2 separate regions of the Homo sapiens genome follow, and region 1 is linked to region 2. Evidence: chromatin contacts called from ENCODE Hi-C or POLR2A ChIA-PET data. All regions are on one chromosome and are shown on one strand. The core of a region is the stretch at or near the end of the contact, and the rest is flanking DNA. Distances in the headings are between cores, read along the strand shown.

Region 1 (5,952 bases), core at 3,020-5,519, 120 kb after region 2:
GAGGCAGCAGAATTGCTTGAACCCAGGAGGTGGAGGTTATAGCGAGTCCTGATCGTGCCACTGCAGTCCAGTCTGGGTGACAGACCGAGACTCTGTCTCAAAAAAAAAAAAAAACAAAAAACACTGCAGTGAGCTATGATCATACCATTGCACTCTAGCCTGGGCAACAGAGTGAGACCCTGTCTCTAAAAATAATAACAATGATAATAATAATAATAATGAAAAATAAAGAAAATTCTTTAAAAATTGACCTAGAGGTTGTACCTTTGCCTCCACCTCATTGGCTATGCTTAGTCACCTGCTCACATCTGGCTGCAAGGCAGGCTTAGAAATACGGTCTCTAGGGTAGCATGGAGGAGAAATCGACTCCTCACACTGTCCTGTCACAGGTTAATGTCCTTTGGTTAGTTGTCATTCTCACTCGATGTGGGGGCCCATTTGCCCGCTGAGCTTAGGCCCCCTATCTTCTAACATCAGTGCTTGGGATGTGCTCATTAAGTGTGTTGAGTTTGAATGTTGTTGATTCGCACCCACCTGCTAAGGATCATGCCCCTCACAGGTGTTTCCTTCCAGGCTCTACTTGAACCTGGTCCTCGGCAATGTGAACGTGACCCTCCTCAGCAACCAGGCCAAGTAAGTGTCCCCCACCCACCACCCAGACCCACACCTCACACCGCCCCCACACCCACACCCACACCCCAAACCCCACACTGAGAACCCACACCCCACATCCACACCCACACCAACACCCCACACCTCAAACCCACACCCACACTCCACACCAACACCCCACCCACACCAACACCAACACCAACACCACACCCACACCCCACACTGCGAACCCACACCCACACCCACACCCACACCCCACACCACACACTCAAAACCCACACCCCATGCCAACACCCCACCCACACCCTACACCCACACCCCATACTCACACCCCACACTCCACACTCACACTCCACACCTTACAGCCACACCTACACCCCACACCCCATACACAACACCCCACACCAACACCACACACCACACTCCACACCCCATACCCACACCCCACACCCACACCACACACCACACCCCACATCCCACACCCACACCCCACACCCCACACCCACACCTCACCCCACACCCCACACTAACACCCCACACCCACACCACACACCCCACACCCACACCCCACACCCCACACCCCATATTCACACCCCACACCCAACACCCACACCCCAAACTGACACCCACTCTCTACACCCATATCACACTCCACACTCACACCCCACACCTACACCCCACACCCACACCCCAAACCCAAACCCACACCCCACACCTTACACCCATACCTATACCCCAAACCCACACCCCACACCTAACACCCCATACCCCACACCCACACCTATACTCACACCCCACACCCAACACCCCACACCCCCATTCACACCCCACACCTAATACCCAACACCCCACACCCCACACCGACACCTATACCCACACCCCACACCCACACCCCATACCCCACACCCACACCACACACCCCACACCCACACCCCACCCCACACCCACACCCCACCCCACACCCCATATTCACATCCCACCCCACTCTCACCCCACACCCTATCCTACACCCCAACCCACACCCCGTCTCACGCTTTTCACCTGGCTCAGAGGCCTCCGGCATTCTGTTCCTTCAGCTCAGGGAAGTTGCATCTAAGCTAGAATTTTTGCATAAATAAAAACCTGGTCACAGGTGAGGCGCTGGCTTTTGGAGTTTCTGACACTCTCCTCCTCTGTAGGTAGAGCACCTGGGAGAGGGTTGGTTCCTTGGTTCCTTCCCTTCCTTCCCTCCCTCCCCTCCCTCCCCTCCCTCCCTTCCTCCAAGTCAGTATGTTGGGTGGACAGGACTTCCCATTTCGCACAAGAAATGGCCCTGCTCTGTTTCACGCCCTATCACACACATAGGGAGATGGGCAGTCCAGTCTACTCTGAGTCTACCCCATTTCCAGACAGCCGCAAACCCTGGCCTTTCAGCAGCAGCAGTTGGTTGAGGGAAGAGGCCCTGTCTCTGCCCCCTGCCTGTCCCCAGCATGGGCCCAGAGCCCCAGACCAGAGTCCAGGGACATGGGCCTTCTGCATACTTGGCCCTCTTCCCCTCATTGGTCACCACTAACCCGTCAAGGCCAGGTCTTTCCTTTAGTGGAATGGGAAGGTCCTTATGGGCCATGGCAGTGGCTGAAGGACAAGGGTCTGATGGGGCTGAGGGCCATGCCCAGGTGCTGGAATAGTCATGGTAAGGGGCACACCCCTGGGCGTGTCTGTCGTGGCAGGTTCGCCTACAAGGACGAATATGAGAAGTTCAAGCTCTACCTGACCATCATCCTGCTCCTGGGTGCCGTGGCATGTCGATTTGTCCTTCACTACAGGTAGTGGGTGTGGCCGTGTGTGCCTGGGCCTGGGCATGCAGACGTCAGGTGGGGGCCGGGAGAGAGGGATCCAGGGGACCCGGAGCCTCTCCTGCTTCTGTGTTGTTTGGCATGATGAGGTGTAGGGGAGAGAGGGGCCATTTCTCATGGGAAATGCCAGTCCTGTCTGCCCCACCTCCATCCAACAAGTATCTGTTAAACGGCTGCTGGAAAGGCCTTGTACTGTACTAGTTAAGAAGGAGTTCATTACCTGGCGCGGTGGCTCACGCCTGTAATCCCAGTACTTTGGGAGGCCGAGGCAGGCAGATCATTTGAGGTCAGGAGTTCAAGACCAGCCTGGCCAACATGGTGAAACCCTGTCTCTACTAAAAATGCAAAAATTAGCCAGGCATGGTGGAGTATGTCTTTAGTCCCAGCTACTCGGAAGGGTGAGACAGGAGAATCGCTTGAACCCAGGAGGCAGAGGTTGCAGTGAGTTGAGATCGCTGCACTCCAGCCTGGGTGACAGAGTCTTGCTCTGTCACCCCAAAAAAAAGGAGTTCACTGTGGTCTATCTGTACAGTGGCATATCATTCAGCTATGAAGAGAAATGAAAAGTTGGGCGTGGTGGCTCACACCTGTAATCCCAGTACAGTACTTTGGGAGGCAGGAGGACTACTCGAGGTCAGGAGTTTGAGCCTATCCTGGGTAACACAGCAAGACCCCCATCTCTACAAAGATAAAAAATAAAATTATTTAGCTGGGTGCAGTGGCTCACACCTGTAATCTCAGCACTTTGGGAGGCTGAGATGGGAGGACTGTTTGAGTCCAGGAGTTTGAGGCTGCAGTGAGCCATGATCACACCACTGCACTTTAGCCTTGGGGACAGAGGGAGACCTGGTCTGAACAAAAGGGAGAGAGAAATGAAGTACTGTCACCAGTACGGAGCCAGGCTGCAGCATGGATGAACCTTGAAAATGTGATGCTGAGTTAAAGAACCAGTCACAAAAAGATACACAGTAGGATTCCATTGCTGAGAACTGCCCAGAACAGGCAAATCTATAGAGACGGGGAGTAGGTGAGTGGTGGCCAGGGGCTGCGGGAGGCAGGAAGGAGGGCATGACTGCTACTGGGTACAAGGTTTTTTTTTAGAGTAATAAGAATGTTCTCCCAGCCTGGGCAACATGGTCAAACCCTGTCTCTACTGAAAATACAAAAATTAGCCAGGCGTGGTGGTGGGTGCCTGTAATCCCAGCTACCCAAGAGGTTGAGGCAGGAGAATCACTTGAACCTGGGAGGCAGAGGTTGCAATGAGCCAAGATTGTGCCACTGCACTCCAGCCTGGACAACAGAGCGAGACCTTGTCTCAAAAACAAACAAAAAAAAAAAGAATGTTCTGGAGTTAGGTAATGGTTGTACAACTCTGAATATACTAAAAATCACTAAATTATATACTTTAAAAGAACAAGTTTTATGGTATGTGAATTATATCCCAATTATATTTAAAAAAAAAAAGAGAAAAAGAGAAAAGAAAATGGTTTTGAGACCAACTGGCTGTTACTATGGGCAGGTTCCCTCTGGGAGCCTCAGTCTCCCCATCTGTAAAACAAGGGTGACGGCAGTCCCTGCCTCACAGGGCTGTGACAATTCAGGGAGCTGGCACCGTGTGTGGAAGCTCCACCCTGGCTGGCACGTGGAGGCGCTGCTGGGGGTGCTCCCCAGCTGCTGGTACCGTCCAAGTGCAGCACAGCCATGCCGTGAGGCTGTGGGCTGCTGCTGCCCTGCCTGGGCTGCTGTTCCTTTCTCTGGCCCTGGGTTCTCTGTCCCCAGGGGAAGCGGTCAAGTACGGTTTGGGCATTTGGCCTATGTGCCAAGCGTTTATTGCCTGGCAGGCACTTGGCTGGGCATCCGGCTGCTGGTCTGGCCACTTGAATGCCCAAACAAAGGCTCTTTCAGGCCCTGGGCCCGTGCTCGCCTGCTGCCCAGAGCCTGGCCTGTTTCCACGAGGGCAAAGGCTGCACACATCTGTACTACTCCTCATGTGCCTCCCTCAAAGAGGGTAAAAGTTGTCAATGTGCAGCCACAGTCCCTTGCACAGGGACCTCCAGGGCCCTCCGAAGGCAAACCCTTGCTGTCCTGAGGCCCAAGGTTCCCCGAGGGCCTGGGCGTCTCTTTTTCTCCTACCTGCTTCTGTGTTCATCTCCTAGGGCCACTGTAACTAAGTACCATAGACTGGGGGCTTAAAACGACAGACACATTTTCCCACAGTTCTGGAAGCCGGCGGTCTGAAAGCAGGGCGTGGCAGGGCCATGCCGCTCCACAGGCTTCGGGGAGGGAGGACCCTTCCTCGCCTCTCCAGCTTCTGGGAATTGCCAGCAAGCCCGTATTGCCTGGCTTAAAGCTGTGTTTCACTCGCCTCTGTCTCTGTCACCACGCCACACGGCCTCCTTCCCTAGTGTAAGGACACTAGACACTGGATTTAGAGCCCACCCTAACACAGTATGACCTCATTTGAACTAATTCCATCTACAAAGACCCTGTTTCCAAATAAGGTCACATTCTGAGGTCCCAGTGGACGTGAATTTTGGAAGGATGCTATTCAACCCAGTACACCTTCTATAGGCTAAAAACGGGGCAGAGGAGGGGGATTGGACGGGCCGTTCATCTCTGTGCCGGTGCCCCCGGGAAGCCTGCCCTGCTGTTTAACCTTAGGCAAATGACGAACCTCTCCCAGCCTCAGTTTCTTGACAGATACAGTGAGCGTGACAGGAGCTACTTGGCAGGGCAGCTTGGAGGGCAGGAGAAGCTGTGTCTGGAGACTGGTTAGACTGGTGCCTGTTTAAATATTAGCACCGGTTAGCATCACCGTTGTTTTGGGCTAAGACTGGGCATACGGGAAAAAGGCTCACAGCTTCATAGCTAGTGCGTCCACAGAGCAGGATTCTCTTTTCTTCCTCTTGCCCCTCTTGGGATGGTTTCCTGGCTAGGCTCCCCACCCGGAGGCCCTTCTTGGTACCACTAAGCCTGCAGCTGGGCATGGCCAGCATCCTCTAGGGTTCTGGGTCCAGCTCTGCCACTCACGGGCTTTGTGACCTGAAGTGGATCCCTGGGCCTCTCTGTCTGTCTCCTCACCTTTTCCACAGGCTCCAGGACATCTACTCCACCAGTACTCCTTGGGCGTTTGGAGGCTTTGGTGAGGCAGCAGGAGAGTTGGAAGCCTCCTTCTGCTGCCTTCAGGCCAAGAGGCTGTGCCTGGTTAGGACTGTCCTCTATCAGGTTTGAACCAGGCTAGGAAAGAGGTAGTCAGAGTTAATTTTGGCTCGAGTGGGCTTGGGTTTGGACCTCACTCCAGTGCTTGCCGTCTGTGTGATCTGTAAAATGGGAAGTGGTACTGTCTTAGTGTGGGTTGGCCCAGAAGAGACCCCCAAGACAAGCATTTTAGTGCCAGTAGTTTATTTAGGAGGTGATCCCAGGAGACACTGGTAGTGGAATGGGAAGTGAGGCAAGAAAGCATTATCCTGTGGGTAGTTGGAGCTCAATACTGCTAGGGAATGAG
Region 2 (6,041 bases), core at 1,556-4,055:
AGCACTGGTGGGCGCCGAGTACTCCGATCTGGGGTGGTGACAAGCCATATCAGAGTCCGGGCTCGGGGTGCTTGGGTGCCTCCACATGGCCATGCCTGCCCCAGCAAGAGTGGTAGATGCATCCCGAAGTTAGCTCTGTAAGAAGCCCGCCCCATGTGCGTTCAGGAGCGAAAGGAGGGACTCAGAAGCTCTAACCCAGCTGGGGGCGTCAGGAGGTGGGGACAAGGAGAAAGACCTTGCGCTGTCTTGTGCCCCGGCACCCGAGGCCGGAAGTTGTTAGCCGTGTTCTTTTATCAGCTCCTAGAGGGGATTTCCTGACACCCCTTTTCCACCGCATTTTCCGAGAGCCTCAGCCTGGGGGTTTGACAACCAGTCCCCCTCAGTTTTTTCTCCAGAAACTTGCCACTGAGTCACTGCGTGTGAGGGAGGAGGGAGGGACATGTTCCCGTTGAATGGGCTCTTTATTTTTTATTTGTTCCAAGACGGAGTCTCGCTCTGTCGCCCAGGCTGGAGTGCAGTGGTGCAATCTCGGCTCACTGAAATTTCCACCTCCTGAGTTCAAGCGATTCTCATGCCTCAGCCTCCCGAGTAGCTGGGATTACAGGCTCGCGCCACCACGCCCGGCTAATTTTTGTGTTCTTAGTAGAGACGGGGTTTCACCCTGTTGGCCAGGCTGATCTTTAACTCTCGACCTCGTGATCTGCCAAATCTCGGCCTCCCAAAGTGCTGGGATTACAGGCGTGAGCTACCACACCCGGCCCAATGGGCTCTTTCTTGATCTAGGGCATAGGCATGCTTTCCTTTCCCCACCATCCCAAAGAGCTGGAGTGCAAAGCCTCTGAGGTGTGGGGTGGGTGAGGCTGCGGATGGGCCTGAGAAGTGGCTCTGGGGATACCCTCAGGCTTGGCATATTGAAGTTTCTCCGTTGCAGGGGACTACATAATAACTACATTATTACCACTCGGTGATATCAGCCTGCCATGAATGGACTCTGCTCCCCGCCCCTCAGTTCTGTAGACCAGAGCACTCCTGCCCCCGCCACCAGTGAGCTAAGCCCTTGGCCTTGAGGGAGGGAGTGGCTGCACCCTTCGTGTTTTCTTGGGAAGGGAGTGTGTCTGAAACTCTCCCTGCTTTGCCTTGCAGCAGAGCCTGAATTTTTTAAGGCCCAGAGCACGCTGGGCCACAGTGGAAAGGCCGGGAGATGGGGAGTGGGAAGCAGCCTTCCCTGCTCAGTTACTTGCTGCCTGTGTGACCTCAAGCAACTCACTCTCCCTGTCCGGGCCTCAATTCCTGAATTGATCAAAGAAGGCTGCTACTCAAAAGTTTCTCTGACTTTGAGAATAAAATTGAGGGAGCCCCTGAAAGGAGATCAGGGAGTGTGTTTGCATAAACAGACGGCACTCTCATTTTTAGTTTAGACAGGACGGACTTCTGCTCTGTTAATTTCAAATCCTAAGAGACCAGGTTCTGCCTGCTGCCTGAAGAATCTCTAAAAGCAGCTGGCATTTACTGAACACTCACTCAGTGCTAGGTGCCTTAACTCCTGGGCTTACTCAACAACCCTCTGTGGTGATTTTGTCAAAGGGCTCTCCCAAGACCGCACAGCCAGTCTGGTGGAGCGGGATTTGAACCCAGCTCTGCTGGTGTTCAGAACTTGCTCAGGCACTTGTACCCATTGCGGTGTATAGGAACTCTGATTGATGTCCAGCCAGGGATGTGTTAGGACACTAGGAAATGAGAAATAGGGCAAAAGAGTTTCTTTTTTTTTTTTTTTTTTTTTGAGACGGAGTCTTGCTCTGTCACCCAGGCTGGAGTGCAGTGGTGCGATCTTGGCTCACTGCAAGCTCTGACTCCTGGGTTCACGCCATTCTGCTGCCTCAGCCTCTGGAGTAGCTGGGACTACAGGCGCCCACAACCACGCCTGGCTAATTTTTTTTGTATTTTTTTAGTAGAGACGGGGTTTCACCGTGTTAGCGAGGATCGTCTCGATCTCCTGACCTCATGATCCACCCGCCTCGGCCTCCCAAAGTGCTGGGATTAGAGGCGTGAGCCACCGGCGCCCGGCCGCAAAAGAGTTTCTTTTAAGCCAAAGAAAGTTTTATAATTGGTGGTGGGGAGGGAGCTACCAGTTGTCAGCTTTTCCCTGCAGCGCTTGGTATTTAAGATAATGGTTCCCCCTTTTCTTGTGGTCATGAGTTTATAGCTGCCCCAGGCTCCTTCTCACTCCTGAGGGGTGAGATCCAGATGAATGACACTTTCCTGCCTTCTCAAGTCCCTTCTTCCTTTCGAAGACAGGCCTCATGGTCAAATGTCACCTCCTTCTCTTGCTAAAAACAGTGTGGGGAAGTCAGGAGACTGGGGCAGCCAGTGGCATGGAGTGGGCCTTGGCCCACCCAGTCTGTCTCTTGGGGACTTTTATTTTCCCCCACCTGGGTGGAGAAGGCTTCCTGGCACTACTGATGGAATCCCCAAAGTTCTGCAGGCAGGGAAGGACCGAACCCCATGATACTCTCCATTCTGCAGTTACAAGAAGGTAACTGCATGTGCCATGAAGTTGGAAATCTATAGGAGGGATGGGATTGGGTGCAGGGTCTGACCATGCCCCACTCCCACTTAGACACCCAGCCTGTAAGTGAGCTTGGGAGAGGAGAGGGTGCCAGCAGCCCCAACGCCATGGTAACAGAGTGACAAGTTTCCTGGATTACTCTCCCTTGGCTTATGAGTCAGCACAACCAACTTCCTGCCCCCAGAGGGCTTCCTTCCCAGAGACCTGGAAAGTCAGAGGAGCTGACTTGACCTTTGATTGCCAAGGGATGGGGTCAACCAGGTGAGATTGAGGGAGGGTCTCCCACAAATCCTGGAGGGGATTGAGAGGTTCCCCACTTCATGGGTAGAACAGCCTGGCCAGGTGGCCGGGAAGTGTTGGGGATGGCTGGTGGGTGACCTCAGGCAAGAGGCTTTACTTCTTTGAAGCCAGTTTTCTTTTCTTTTCTTTTCTTTTTTTTTGAGACGGAGTTTCCTCTTTGTTGCCCAGGCTGGAGTGCAGTAGCACAATCTCAGCTCACTGCAACCTCCACCTCCCAGGTTCAAGCGATTCTCCTGCCTCAGCCTCCCGAATAGCTGGGATTACAGGCACACACCACCTCACCTGGCTAATTTTTGTATTTTTAGTAGAGACGGGGTTTCACCATGTTGGCCAGGGTGGTCTCAAACTCCTGATCTCAGGTGATCCACCCGCCTCGGCCTCCCAAAGTGCTGGGATTACAGGTGTGAGCCACCATGCCTGGCTGAAGCCAGTTTTTTAATGTGTATGGAGATGGCAGGTATCCTGCTCTCCCATGGACTCATATGAAGGTTCATTATGAGGCCAGACTGGGCCCATGAAACACAGGAATTTTCAGGGTCTGATGATGCACACCTTGCCCGGACCCTCTCTGATCTGCAGATGAGATTCTTGCTCCACACGGCAGTTCTAGGAACAGCAGGCCTCAGGCGCACCATCCTCCAAACTCTAATGAGAGATACAAAGCAAGGGGGCCTGGATATAGCATAGGATCAGCATCCCGTAGAGCTCCTTAAGCCCAGAGTACTCTTGTGGGCTTTGATTCAGGTCCTCTGTGCCTCAGTTTATACTTCATTGAGAGGCAGCCAGCCTCAGCCTGACCCCGTCCCCTGCAGGACTGGCGAGCATATGTGGTGATCTTGTCTGCTGGGGAAGGCAGGCTGTAACATTAGCCTGAGCTGAAGATAATTGGGAAGGTCAGTCTGCTGCCGTAAACAAAATGCTTTCCATGACCTGGGATCAATTATTTTTGGATTATCTGCCTCCTCAGTTCTCTGCCCGCCAGCACCCTTTTGTTCCCAAGTTCTAGAGCTGGTTCAGAAGTTTCCTGTAATTTCTATGAAAATGAGTTGGAAGGAACGACTCAAGTCATAAGACACTGAGCCTCTGTGACGTGTTCAGAGTTCAGGGACCATGTAAATGAGCAAGAAATTGCTATTACTATTCCTAGTACTGATCACTGATAGTAATTATTATTGCTGTTGTTGATTGGGCTCTTGCAATAGGCTAGATGGTGCCCCACGTAGCATCTTGTGTGATCCTCCTATAAACCAGGTGAGTATAGGTGATGGTCATTGAGAGGAAAGACTTGCGCATGGTCACCTGGCTGGGAAGCTGCAGAGCCCTGTGGCTGTGGTGTAGCGCCATTGCTGTGGGAGAGAAAGCATCAGAGAGTGTAGGGGAACAGAGCTGAGAAGCTCAAGCAGGGTAAGGTCAGAACAGACACTTGAGCAAGACAACTTGGTTCAAATCCCAGCTCTACCTCTTATAAGGGCAAGACCTTAGGCAAGTCATTTAACCTTTCTGGGCCTCAGTTTCTTCATCTTTAAAATGGAGTACGGCCGGGCGCATTGGCTCACGCTTGTAATCCCAGCACTTTGGGAGGCCGAAGTGGGCGAATCACCTGAGGTCAGGAGTTCAAGACCAGCCTGGCCAACATGGTGAAACCCCATCTCTACTAAAAATACAAAAATTAGCCGGGTGTAGTTGTGCATACCTGTAATTCCAGCTACTCGGGAGGCTGAGGCAGAAGAATTGCTTGAACCTGGGAGGCGGAGGTTGCAATGAGCAGAGGTTGCACCACTGCACTCCAGCCTGGGCAACAGAGTGAGACTCCATCTCAAAAAAAAAAAAAAAAAAAATTTTTGCAGAGCACTTACAGTATCTGACCCGAGTATCCCAGAAACTTGCTTACCCTTTTTTCCATTGTGTTAGGGCTGCTAAGGGTTAACTGAGAAGAATCTGGTTCTTGCCGAGCCTTGAGTGTGGTGGAGTTAGGACTTGAGAAAGCCTTCAAGTCAAAGGAAATGGCAGGAACAGTTAAAGAAGAGAAATTACAGGGCCTAGGGGAAAGGTACAGGGGCTGTGGTTGGGGTTGAGGGTCTTCAGGAAGTAGTAGAGAACGGTGAATTTAGCCAGGCAAGATGATGGAGGGCCTTGATTGGGTGGGAAATTTGAACTCTTGGATAGGCAACAGGGAGCCATTGAAGGTTTTAGACAGGAGTTACATGATGAATTCTATGATGACGGTGGTGGTGGTTGTGATTACTGTTTACTGAAACCCTGTTGTGCCAGGCATGAGCCTGAACGCTTTTCTTTCATTCTTACTGAATCCTCACCATAGCTCTTAAAAGTATGTACTGTAAACAGGAAAACTAAGGCTCCTAGAAGTTAAGATTCTCCAGCTAGTAGAATTCCAGCTCTGGTCTTTCTGGCTGGGAGCCAGTTGAAGAGAAAGTCTGGGTCTGTGTCCCGCTGACCCTGTATGCAAATTCAGCCTATTCATGGCTTGTAACAAATTTACTAAGTTGCAACCAACACATTTTGTTGTTTCTTTCTTTTGATAACTTTGGTACCAAGCTCCTGGTCCTTTTTAGAATGAGATAAGGGTGAAATGAAACAAAGTCGCAGCACGCATTGCATCTTGCAAGACCTTACTGATGTGCTGTAAGGCTAAATGTTGATTGGTTAAACTTTTGTTTCTGTTATAAACGCGTGTGTGTCTATTTATAGAAACATTTGGAGTCCTGGACTGTCATGGTCAAGACTTTGTAAACCACTGCACACTAGGCCTCAATACCCTCTTAAGAGATGGTTTGCATTTGAGGTGGGGCCGGCAGGCTCAGACAGCTCCGGGTGACCCTGCATGGTTGCGGCCTAGAGGGCCTCATGTTCCAGGCTGCAGCCACCCACCCTCCTAAAAGGGTGGACAAGAAAAGAACTAGGCCAGGGGAAGGAAGGCTGTGGGACCTGAGGTCAGGCCCAGCATGGGAGGGCTGCCTCAGAGGGCCTGGACTTGCAGGCGCCAGGTGCCCAGGGTCTCCATGGAGCCCAGCAGGAGCCAGGAGAGATAGCTGGCAATCAGGCGAGGTGGGCTGACGGCTGGTATGGTCCGTCAGGGCCAGCCAGGCCTTGCCCTTCGCAGAATTATGTAACCCTCTTCTTGGCCCTTGCTAAGGTTTGGCATCTCTAGCCAAAA

Evidence for each region. A loop is a pair of places that touch in the nucleus more often than their neighbours do. ChIA-PET counts read pairs that join two places held with the same protein, here RNA polymerase II (POLR2A).
Region 1: a loop to region 2 is called in a map of dorsolateral prefrontal cortex, with 2.5 times the contacts of the local background. The contact joins two enhancer-like sites. A Hi-C loop is called at or near these places in 1 of 168 maps with a recorded cell type or tissue (dorsolateral prefrontal cortex). POLR2A ChIA-PET finds 5 or more read pairs at or near these places in 3 of 52 experiments (MCF 10A, activated T-cell and naive thymus-derived CD8-positive, alpha-beta T cell).

Annotation. Positions count from the first base shown.
Region 1 is chr12:121,749,807-121,755,758 of GRCh38, forward strand. It overlaps TMEM120B (transmembrane protein 120B), which reads left to right. Exons shown (of 12, transcript NM_001080825.2): 4 at 574-633; 5 at 2,322-2,417. Among named protein-coding and RNA genes, the nearest start is that of TMEM120B, 40 kb to the left of the region's middle. Within about 2 kb of position 4,270, at least 14 of the 41 ENCODE cell types and tissues checked have a DNase peak (open chromatin) inside an H3K27ac peak, as active enhancers do.
Region 2 is chr12:121,627,211-121,633,251 of GRCh38, forward strand. It overlaps the pseudogene ORAI1. Among named protein-coding and RNA genes, the nearest start is that of MORN3, 39 kb to the right of the region's middle. RefSeq lists a silencer at 1-89 and enhancers at 1,220-1,279, 5,349-6,041. Within about 2 kb of position 2,806, at least 2 of the 41 ENCODE cell types and tissues checked have a DNase peak (open chromatin) inside an H3K27ac peak, as active enhancers do.